2 separate regions of the Mus musculus genome follow, and region 1 is linked to region 2. Evidence: chromatin loops called from intact Hi-C (ENCODE). Cell type or tissue: left cerebral cortex. All regions are shown on one strand.

Region 1 (5,000 bases), 140 kb before region 2:
TAACCTGAAAAATATCATCCTGCAATTCCTTGACCTGTATGTCAATTGCTCAAGGATAATATGATAATTTTATTAGGATGCGCCTCTTGCTTCCTGCATTGAAAAATCAAATGTTACTCGTATTGTGTATGACATGATGGCCTTCATTGATTATTAGGTAATTTTTTTCTCCAGTCTAGTTTTTCTTTTTTCCAAATGTACAGAATTATCACCATACTCTGCTATAAGTAAAAGTGACTGTGGGGTAACCATCTACTTTCTAGCATCACAAGAGCATGATCACTGATCGCTTTGCTTTCACCTTCATCATCACCACAATCACTGCCATTGTAACCCTATCATGATCATCATCCCTAACACCACCACTATCAAGTCCATCAGCAACAGCACCATCAGCACCAGAACCACCACCATCACCAAGACCACCATCACCACCACCACCAAGATCATCATCACCACCACCAAAACCACCAGTGCCACCACCATTATTACCAGAGATATCACTAATGTTGTCCAGAGAACTTCTAGCATTTGCCTTTTAAAATAGCCGACATCTGGAAGAACTATCTGATACTTGTTACTTAAACTCCACTCAGCAGGAATGGAGGTTGGCAGAGAATTTAGCAGAGTGTCTTATTTTTAAAATATCTCACACCTCCCCCTCGCCCTCCCTGTCTTCACAGAGAGCTTTCAGCAATACATTTTGAGGCTCTGCTGAGAGTCAACCACCTTCATCTCAGACACCCAAAGCTTCAAAAGAGGACCTGCAACTTTGATCTGACGCCAAGGTGGGCTACTCAAATTAAATACAAATACTACAGCTGCCAAGAACTCTTCATTTTGGGATATACCAATAAGGGAACCTTGAACATAAAATTGGGCTAAAATTCAAACTAAAATCTATATGTGTATGGGGTGGGTACTTTAAACATTGCCTAAGAGGCTTTTTTGTTGGTCCTTTTTCAAAGGAAAGTTATTAGCAGGTAAAAGGAATCAGGTTGGCTTGACAAAAGTAATGGTACTTTTAACTTCAGTTGTGACTTGGGACAAAGCCACCTGTCTAGCTTCTTTCAGAATAGGCTGTCCCAAAGATCCCCTTATCTATTTAATCCAGCTTCTGTGAAGTGAGATAAACAGAACTGATCAGGTTAATGCTGGGCAATGTTCCCAAAACACAGAAGGCTGCTTCTAAAACCTGTAAGTCACTCTTTGGGCCTGAGAGCAAACAAAATGAAGTACTTGGAGGTGCTAGAGGGAGCTCTGCCATAGGAAATGGCCTTGGTGTTTCAGCATAAAGCTGGCAGGTAATGAGAAGATATTTTAGAAAGTAGCCATCTTAACTTTGACTAATAACAATAGTAAGTATTATCAGGAGTTAATGATCGTGAAAATAGTCTGAGGATCTTCACTTTTCCTTTAAAAAATTATGGTATTTTATATGATCAAACTCATAAACTGCTATATTTTCCCTTTAGGAAGTCAATTTCTCCTGATAAGGGTGTGTACTTGTATATTTGTGTGTATATGTGTGAAAGAAAGAGAGACAGAGACAGATATACATACATATAGAGAAACGGGGTGGGAAGAAGCAGAGAGAAAGACACAAAGATACAGAGACATAGAAAGGGTCCGAGAAATATATAAAATCATATTAAACCTACATTAATAATGAATGCAATTGGGCTAGAGAGATGGCTCAGTGGCTAAGAGCACTGACTGCTCTTCCAGAGTTCCTGAGTTCAAATCCCAGTAACCACACGGTGGCTCATAACCATCTCTAGTGATATCTGATGCCCTCTTCTGGTATGTCTAAAGACAACTACAGTGTACAGCATACAGTATACAGCTACAGTATACATAAGGTAAATAAATCTTTTTAAAAAAATGGATGTAATGTAAATGGGCACTTCAGTCAGCCTCAGCAACCCTGAAACCCAAGATTATCTTTTCCTTCTCCTTTCCCCTTTTTCACTGGTCCTGAGCTTCCTGACATGATATTCAGCCCTAGATTCCCATCGTTTGGAAGTGGAGAGGTATGGTAGAACCCACTTTGCCTCATGTACAAGGGACAAGAAAGAAGACAGCACTACTATTTGGTTTCACAGGAGGCTTAAAATCCATCTGTATGTTAGTTCTTGCCACAGTTGCTATGCCTTTTGTCACCTGAGATCACTCTCACTTTGCAGCGATTTCTTTTCTTTGTTCCAACATAACATTTTTATTGATCTGTTGGTAATTCCACACCATGTGCCCTGGTCACACACATTTCCCATGTCTGCTCCCCCAACGTTGTGCACACACACCTCACAATTTAAAGTTTAAAGAAGAAAAGTAAAATATAAGGTCATCTGTAGCCTTTGTATATTCACTGGACTATGGTCAAACTCTCAGTGGCCTTCCTCTTAAATAGAACTGAGTCATCCTCCACTCCCACACCCCACTAGAAGCCATCAATTGCAGAGAGCTAGCTTCATCATTCTATCACAGTTTTTAAGAATTCTCTTCTGAGAGGCTCCACCCACCAGCTGACTCAGACAAATGCATACACCTACAGCCAAACAGTGGATGGAGCTTGGGGACTCTTAAGGAAAAATAGAAGGAAGAATTGCCAACACCAAATGGGGATAGGAACTCCATAGGAAGACTAACAGAACCAACTAACGCACACTGGGGCTCTCAGAGAGTGAACCACCAACCAAAGCATATGCAGACTGGACCTAGGCCTCCCTGCACATATGTAGCAGATGTGTGGCTTGTTCTTCATGTGGGTCCTGAACAACTGGAGCAGGGGCTAGCCCAAAAGCTGTTGCCTGTCCTCGGATATGTTCTTCTAACTGGGCTGCCTTGTCTGGCCTCAGTGGAAGAGGATGTACCTAGACCTGCAGAAACTTGATGTGTCAGAAGAGAAGGGGTGCTGGAAATGGGGGAAGAATTGTGGGAGGAGGTGACCAGGAAGAGGAACAGTGAGTGGGATGTAAAATGAATAAATAAATTTAAATAGATAAATAAGTAAATTTAAAACAAGAATTCTTTTCAATGGCTTTCTGTTTAGGCTGCTACTTTTCAGGGGCGGGCTGGGGAGACATAGGGGTTGTCACAGAATTCTTCCACATCTCTCTTTCTCAATTATCCATCTGCAATCATCAGTATCACTGTAAAAGCAGCTTCTGTGCTCTTTACAGTAAGTGAGAACGTAGATTATGTACTGTTTCAAAGTATTATTCTTTCTATATATAGCTCATGGTTTTGAAGAGCACATTTAAACATTTGGAGATAAACACTGGATATAAAGTAGAATAATTAGCATGTTATCTCACTTTTTATCAGGTTTAAGATTTTATTTTTTATTCACTCCTTTTAAGTTAACAACTTACAGTAACTAAAATTACGTCCAGTTTATATAAACTGGGACTTTGAAAACCTACTTATCACAAGGCTTAAAGAGATTAACTGGCAGAATTTGAACCCAATCCCTTTGGCTCTGGATCTTACCCTAGATCAAATATTGGCTTTCAATCATAAACTATAAAATATCAGGTGTGTTAAGCAATCTGTATGGGTAAGCTATGATTAGCTAATATTATTACTTGGTACTAGGAGTATCTGACTGGTTTAGGAAAAGGGTCAGACTACCTCCCGAATTCTCTGGCAAATTCATTTCTAGTAGTACAGAGACTGGCAACAGTGTAGGACCAGATGGCCTATGATTTTGTGATTGTTTCTGTGCCAAGCGTTTTGTAAGACTAAAGAAGTCGAGTTGAATTTTCAAAACAGAGTAAAGAAATCAAGGAAAGCATCCAGCAAGAAGAAATAACTGAGTTTTGTTTTAGTTTCTTCTGCTTCAGTGATAAAATATTCTCATGAAAGCAAGTTAAAGGATAAAGGGTTTATTCTAGTTCACAGCTTAAGTATATGTAGTTTATTACTGCAGGCAAGTCAAGGAGGTAGGAACTGGGAGGAATGTGTCACTATGTGTACAAAATTATGAACATAGAGCAATGGATACACATTGCTATTCACTGTCTTTTCTCCATTGATAAAAAAAGTCCAGGATCCCATACACAGAAGGGTGCCATCTACAGAAGGTCTTCCTATCTCAAGTAACACAACCAAGATAAACTTCCTCAGGAAAGCCCATGGGCTTATCTCCCAGGTGATTTTAGATTCTCATAAATTGACAATTAACATTAAACAACATAATTTGCATCATGAAATAGATGGTTGTGGAAAAGAAGAAAGCTATTATTCTTTCAGTGAGAAAGGTCTTAAATCAGCTGTCCTCCTGAGGCATCCTGGGAATTATTTTATCATGTAAAAATAAATGAAGTGAAAGAAGGGTTGGTAACAAAGAGGAAAAGGGGAGGAATAACAAAGAAAGAAGAAGAGAAGAGAGGGGAGGAGAGGAGAAGAGAGGAGAGAAGAAGAGAGGAAGGAGAGAAATGGGAAGAGGTAATCTTTGAGAGTAGTAGCCAGTTTTCCTCTGAGGTACACCTCTGAGCCTAAAATACAAGCCAACTTTTTCTCCTTATAGGTCTTCACCCTCCATCTGATTTGATGGCAGTCAGAGTGGTCTGAAGCTAACATGCTAATAAACTTGGCTTGGGAGAAGAGCCCAACAGAAAGGCGGTTTAGGCCTTGGCCTGAGAATATGGCTCTCTGCTATTCAGTACAAAATATATGAGCATTGTATTTACATCATTCTTATATTTCCCTATACCCCATCCAAGTCCTCCAACCCTGCCTCTGCTTTCTCTCAAGTTCATGACCTACTGAGTTTATTTAGTGTTGCTTGTACACGTCTGTGTTTAGGGCTGACAACTTGGGAATAAATAACCCATCCAGGGGGCCTGTCCATGGACAAAACTGACTCTTAGCAGCCACAGATTATCTATAGTTCTTTGTCTTGGAATGTGGCCTTGTAACATTTGCTCTGTCCATTTCAGGATGCTGACTGCTCTTTTCCTAATTCAAGACTTGTTTGGGCAACCATATTGTTGAGA
Region 2 (5,000 bases):
GGAGCATGGGACTGGATTATTGTACTAGAATTTCTATCACATATTTTTTCCTAGTGATGATTTAACAAACTGGATGATTTCAAACAACAGTAGTATATTTTTATTAGTACTGGAGATGAACCTGGAATTAAAATATCATCAAAGCCATAGGAATCTGAGAGCTACGGAGAAGAATCTATCCCCATGCCTTGCTACTAGCTTCTTGTACTGCTGGCAAGTCTTGGTTTGCTTTGGTACACAAATGCATGATTCTAATCTCTGACCTGTTGTAATGTCACATTGACCTATGTGTTTTGGTTTTCTCACAGGGGATTGGCTTTCTGTGCTTGTTTATGACCCTTGTCTGCTTATGAAGTTGCTATTTAGCTCAGGACCTCATGGCACATTCCATTGTACTTATAACCCTTTGTAAACTTACTAGTTAAACACATCTGCTTATGTAGAAAAATCATATTTCCAAATAGGGTCCCATTCACAGGCACTACAGGTTAGGATTTCAAAGTATCTTTGAAGAACTCAATGTAAGCCACATTGCACATCGTGGTAAAAGAGACCAGAGCTCTGCTTCCATGCAACAGTCAGAATACAAGGAAGGTATTTGGGATCTGGTGAGTATTATTGCTAACATTAGTGTCCATGTGTCACTGACCACATTTGGAGACAGAGGGCACAGCTAAGAACATCCAGAACCAAGAGAAGGGAGATGGGCTTCACTTCATGAAAAGTGACTATACTCTTCACCTGGGTTCACTGTCACCTTGAGGTAGACCTGATACATGACACTGGTACGAGAAAGGAAAATTCTTTAATTTATTGATGGTAAAGAAAGTGAGGGAATCTGAAACTAGTCAAAGTAACTGGAAAAATAAGAAGTAGCAATTCTTGCACATAAGTAGTATGACCACTTCGGACTCATTCAATAAATATGAACATAGAGACATTACCATCAAAAATAAAGAAATAATAACAAACCAACCAATTCCATCTCTCAAAGCCTCAGTTCTGTTTTTATGTTTTGTTTTGTTTGTTTGTTTTTTGTTTGTTTGTTTGTTTGTTTGTTTGGCTTAGCTACTGGCTGGGCTGTTGGAGGTCTATCAAGAGAAAAAGGTGGGAAATAGCCAGTTTGTCCAGGTCAAGGACTTTATAGAGTTGCATCTGTTACTCTCCTTGAGTACTGAGTATATACACATTCTTATCTGACCCTTAGGAATTATATGTAAACATCAGTGAATGATACTTTGTGTACCACTAGAGATGCATTAATTCTGGAGCTTTCCTTTCAATATACATATGAATTTATCTATTCTCTGTAGCTTTTCATTAGTCACATTCTCTGGTAGCCACACACACACACACACACACACACACACACACACACACACAGAGTACTAAATGCATGACACAATGTAACATTGTAATCTCAGACTCTGCCCAATGGTGGAGGGTTTGATGGCCCCATGAGGTAGGTGTTGAATTCTATGATGGGGTATTTCATGCCACCTTTCCATCTAAATGACAGCAACAGTGTCATCAAGTCCCAAGGGGTGACCTGTTCTTTCTGGTCATGTATCTGGAATGTAACCCACAGATAACTGCTCTGCAGACCAAGAAATACCCTTCACAAGGCAATAAATCTTAAGACATTTGAAATTTCTCTTAAACCCTTCTAGAAGCTTGCTATCTATGAACTGTAGGACTTTATGTTAAGATAAACCAGAAACAGAAACACAAACAATGCTCACTCATATGTAAAAAGAAAGTTCATTTCAAAAAAGAGGGATGTATTTATGGAACCAATGTACACAGGGGTATAGTATAGCATGTAGAAAAAGAGAAAAGGGTAATATTAGGGGTGAGGAAGGACAGAATGTAGGCAGAGGGCACCTGAGTCATTATAAAGCTTATTTTTACAGTTTTAACCCTCATGGATTTTTTTGTTTCTTCCTTTTTTTCCTCCCCCTCCCCTTGGTGGAAAGGCTCCTAATAATGTAATTGATGTGAAAGTGTAAAACAGAATCGCTGCTCTATCAGTACAGAAACTCACTGAGACGTACATGCTTAAGGCCTGAACAAGTGCTTATTGTCCAGTAATAGTTTAGTTGTTTGACTTTTTTATTTGCAAGTTCTTTATAATAAGTTTATCTTCATTAAAATAATTAAGTATGCCAATATCTTTACCTAAGTTAGTTTAGGAGAAAAAATGTTTCTCCATCACATTTTAAAAATGCATCCCCTTATATTACTTGCTAACCCATACTTTAGTCTACATAGAACCATTTATCACTATTGACATAACCATTTATTTATTCTCAGAAGTATCTTGACGTAAATTATTAATTCTATGGTCACTCTGCTCATCCTGGATTCTTTTTAGGATGCTTTTTTTTGTCTAGCTCATGCACAAGTTGTTATTCACCTGTATTTCCTCAAGTCTCCTGTCCTTGTACAGTGAGGGAATCTGGGTCTGGGATGAACTTCAATAAATACATACAAATTATAGGAAAATGATCCAGACAAATTAGTAAGCTCCACTTAGACATTCACATGTGATATAGAAAGTACCAGAAACTTTCAGGTGATTCTATCCATGCCAAACATTATATATTATATGGTAGTCTATCTCACACCATTGTACCTGTTAATTAATAGTATTTTTATATTTCTCCAATGTTTAGTATATTGGACTGTGCTCATAAAGATGGGCATGCCCCCAAGGTTTTGCATAATGACTGCTTATGCTAATTATTATGGGAAACCCCCCTCTGTAACTGCTGACGATCATTTTAATTTTGACGTTGGGCTATAAAGGCCTCTCTGTTGGCATTTAGGCCAGAGGTTGTCATGAGACTTCCTAAAATTGTTTTCTCCCATTCAAGAGCCAGAAACATACAAGGAACTCTGCCTCCTTTTACTCTTGAACATCAACTTGTGAAGCCATCTGAACAGCAGGAGGCAGGCTGTCTCCTAAGCAGTCAGGAATCCCAGCTACACACTGTAGATGACAATCTGATAGGCTTATTCTAGGCACCACCTTCGTATCCAGAAATATCAATGGAGAACACTCTCCTGAGATCCAAAGCCTCAACAGCTCAGAGCTTATCATACATTTTCAACTTGACTCAAATACAAGCAACTTAAATTAGAGAAAAGATCTAAATAGGCCAGAGTCAACAGCATTACAAGAAAGCTGGGGTAGGGTGAGAATGTGTGGGAAGATCCATAGCATGCCCAGAGCCAGAGCTATGCATGCGCTCTTTTCCTTTCCTAGGAAACCACCCCAATGGGGAAGAAAATAAAACTCTCCCCTTATTGCCAAGCAATGATATGCATTGCTGCTAATTAGAGAAGAAAGTGCAGCCAAGCTTCAAACAAAACAAAACTGCTAAGTAAACACTTTTCAGAAGCATATGCAATAAAGTATGGATTTTTAAAGGGGCCATGGGTATAAATTTAAAACAAAGAGAAAGACAAAAAAATAAATAAATAAAACAAAGAGAAAGGGATGCAGTTTCATTTTTAAAATCAAATTTATTGAGATTTTCCTCACACCACATACCTGAGACCATCTTAGAACACAGACCAGAATGTCTGGGTGATTTAATTCAGTAGTAGTAAAATTACTTGTATACCAAGTGAAGTAGGTGTTTTAGGGCATCCTCTTCTTACATGACTCTGCTAAGGATTCCTTTTTTTCTATTTTATGAGTATGGGTTCCCTTGCTGGCCCAGGAGAGCTGTCCAAAGCTGGGATGGGAGGTAGAGACAGACAACGTGTAGGGGTATCCATTTTTGAGAGGCAGCTATAGTAGAATAACACACATCCAAACGATTTGCTGAGCAGTTGTAATGAATCTGCATGTGTACTATTTATTTGCTCCCCACGGCATTTTTATATATAGTGCCTAACATGAAATATAAGCTAAAAAATCCTAAATGTTAGCACATGGCTAGGTGTTATACTGATTAGAGGGGGACATCACAAAAATAATGTGAATAAGTTTTACCTTTTCAAGGGAAAAATGACACCCTGAGATAACTGAGCTTACTTTTTCAATATTAAACGGTCCCTAGAAGCTCATATGTTAAAAGTCTTAGTTGTCAGTCTGATGGCGTTAAGAGGCGGTAGACGTTTTAGGGGGGTAGAACTGAAAGGATGTTAGATCATGTTTCCACCTTATAACTTGATTATCTCAGGCTTTTTGTCCCAGTGTTGGAAAGCTGACCATCACACCCGGTGGGAAAAAATTATTCATCCCTGGCACTTCTGCCGATGTGCAGTTTTAGAAGTAAGAGGAGAACAATACCAGAGTCACAAGTCCAGTAAGGAAATGCTTTTAGTTTGCACAGTTCAGTCACAATTTACTCACTTAGCAAATCTGGCCTTTTTTGCTTTGGAATTACATACTCATCAACAGAGTTTACATAATCAGCACTCCTTTCCTGGAGCTTGATGCAGTCATTCATGGCTCTATGAAGCTTCCTCTAGGTTGGCTGTGCCCATGAGGAAGCAGGCAGCAAATGACGATCCTTGACATCCTCTTGCCACGCTACACAGTCAAAGGTTTTCCAGATGACAGCTTCAGGCAGACTTCCAGATACTTCTGGAAAGACTGGGGCATGAAATTAACTAGGTTAAGGTGGTTTCCCTCGCCCCTTCTCCTCTCTTCTCCAACTCAGGCTCTGTTGTTTTCTTTAAGACTTGAAATCGGTTTAGCGCATCTCAGCCCATGATCAGTTATGGTACCAAACAAAAGAATTTGACATTGAAAAAGAGAAGCCGAGAAAGCTTCTGAAGTCAAGGAATGAGTTGAGATTAAAGAAATCATGGGTGCCAAGTGGGAAGACTATGGAAAAAAAAAACATTTTGGTTAAGGAGGCACCATGAAAGATCACTGAGAAGGTGCCATTAAGCTGAGAGTTTCATTGCCAGGCATACAAAGTTATCTAAAAAATAAATCTAAATTTCTTAGGAACACAATGAGTTATTATCAGACCTAGAAT

The links. Peaks named below come from ENCODE experiments on the same cell type or tissue, not always from the same donor. Only the 100,000 strongest peaks of a DNase experiment are listed, where the experiment ranks them.
Region 1: it touches region 2 in a loop (8-fold over the local background); 2 of 42 quality-filtered maps call a loop at or near these places.

Annotation. Positions count from the first base shown.
Region 1 is chr12:89,787,686-89,792,685 of GRCm38, reverse strand. The region is part of intron 14 of Nrxn3 (neurexin III); the gene reads right to left. Among named protein-coding and RNA genes, the nearest start is that of Gm40538, 620 kb to the left of the region's middle. In left cerebral cortex, no CTCF peak of the experiment used is centred here; DNase peaks (open chromatin) are centred at 667, 1,185, 2,503 and 3,709; H3K27ac peaks cover 319 bases.
Region 2 is chr12:89,651,512-89,656,511 of GRCm38, reverse strand. All of the region lies in intron 14 of Nrxn3 (neurexin III), which reads right to left. Among named protein-coding and RNA genes, the nearest start is that of Gm40537, 680 kb to the right of the region's middle. In left cerebral cortex, a CTCF peak has its summit at 2,963; DNase peaks (open chromatin) are centred at 3,112, 3,670 and 4,434; H3K27ac peaks cover 271 bases.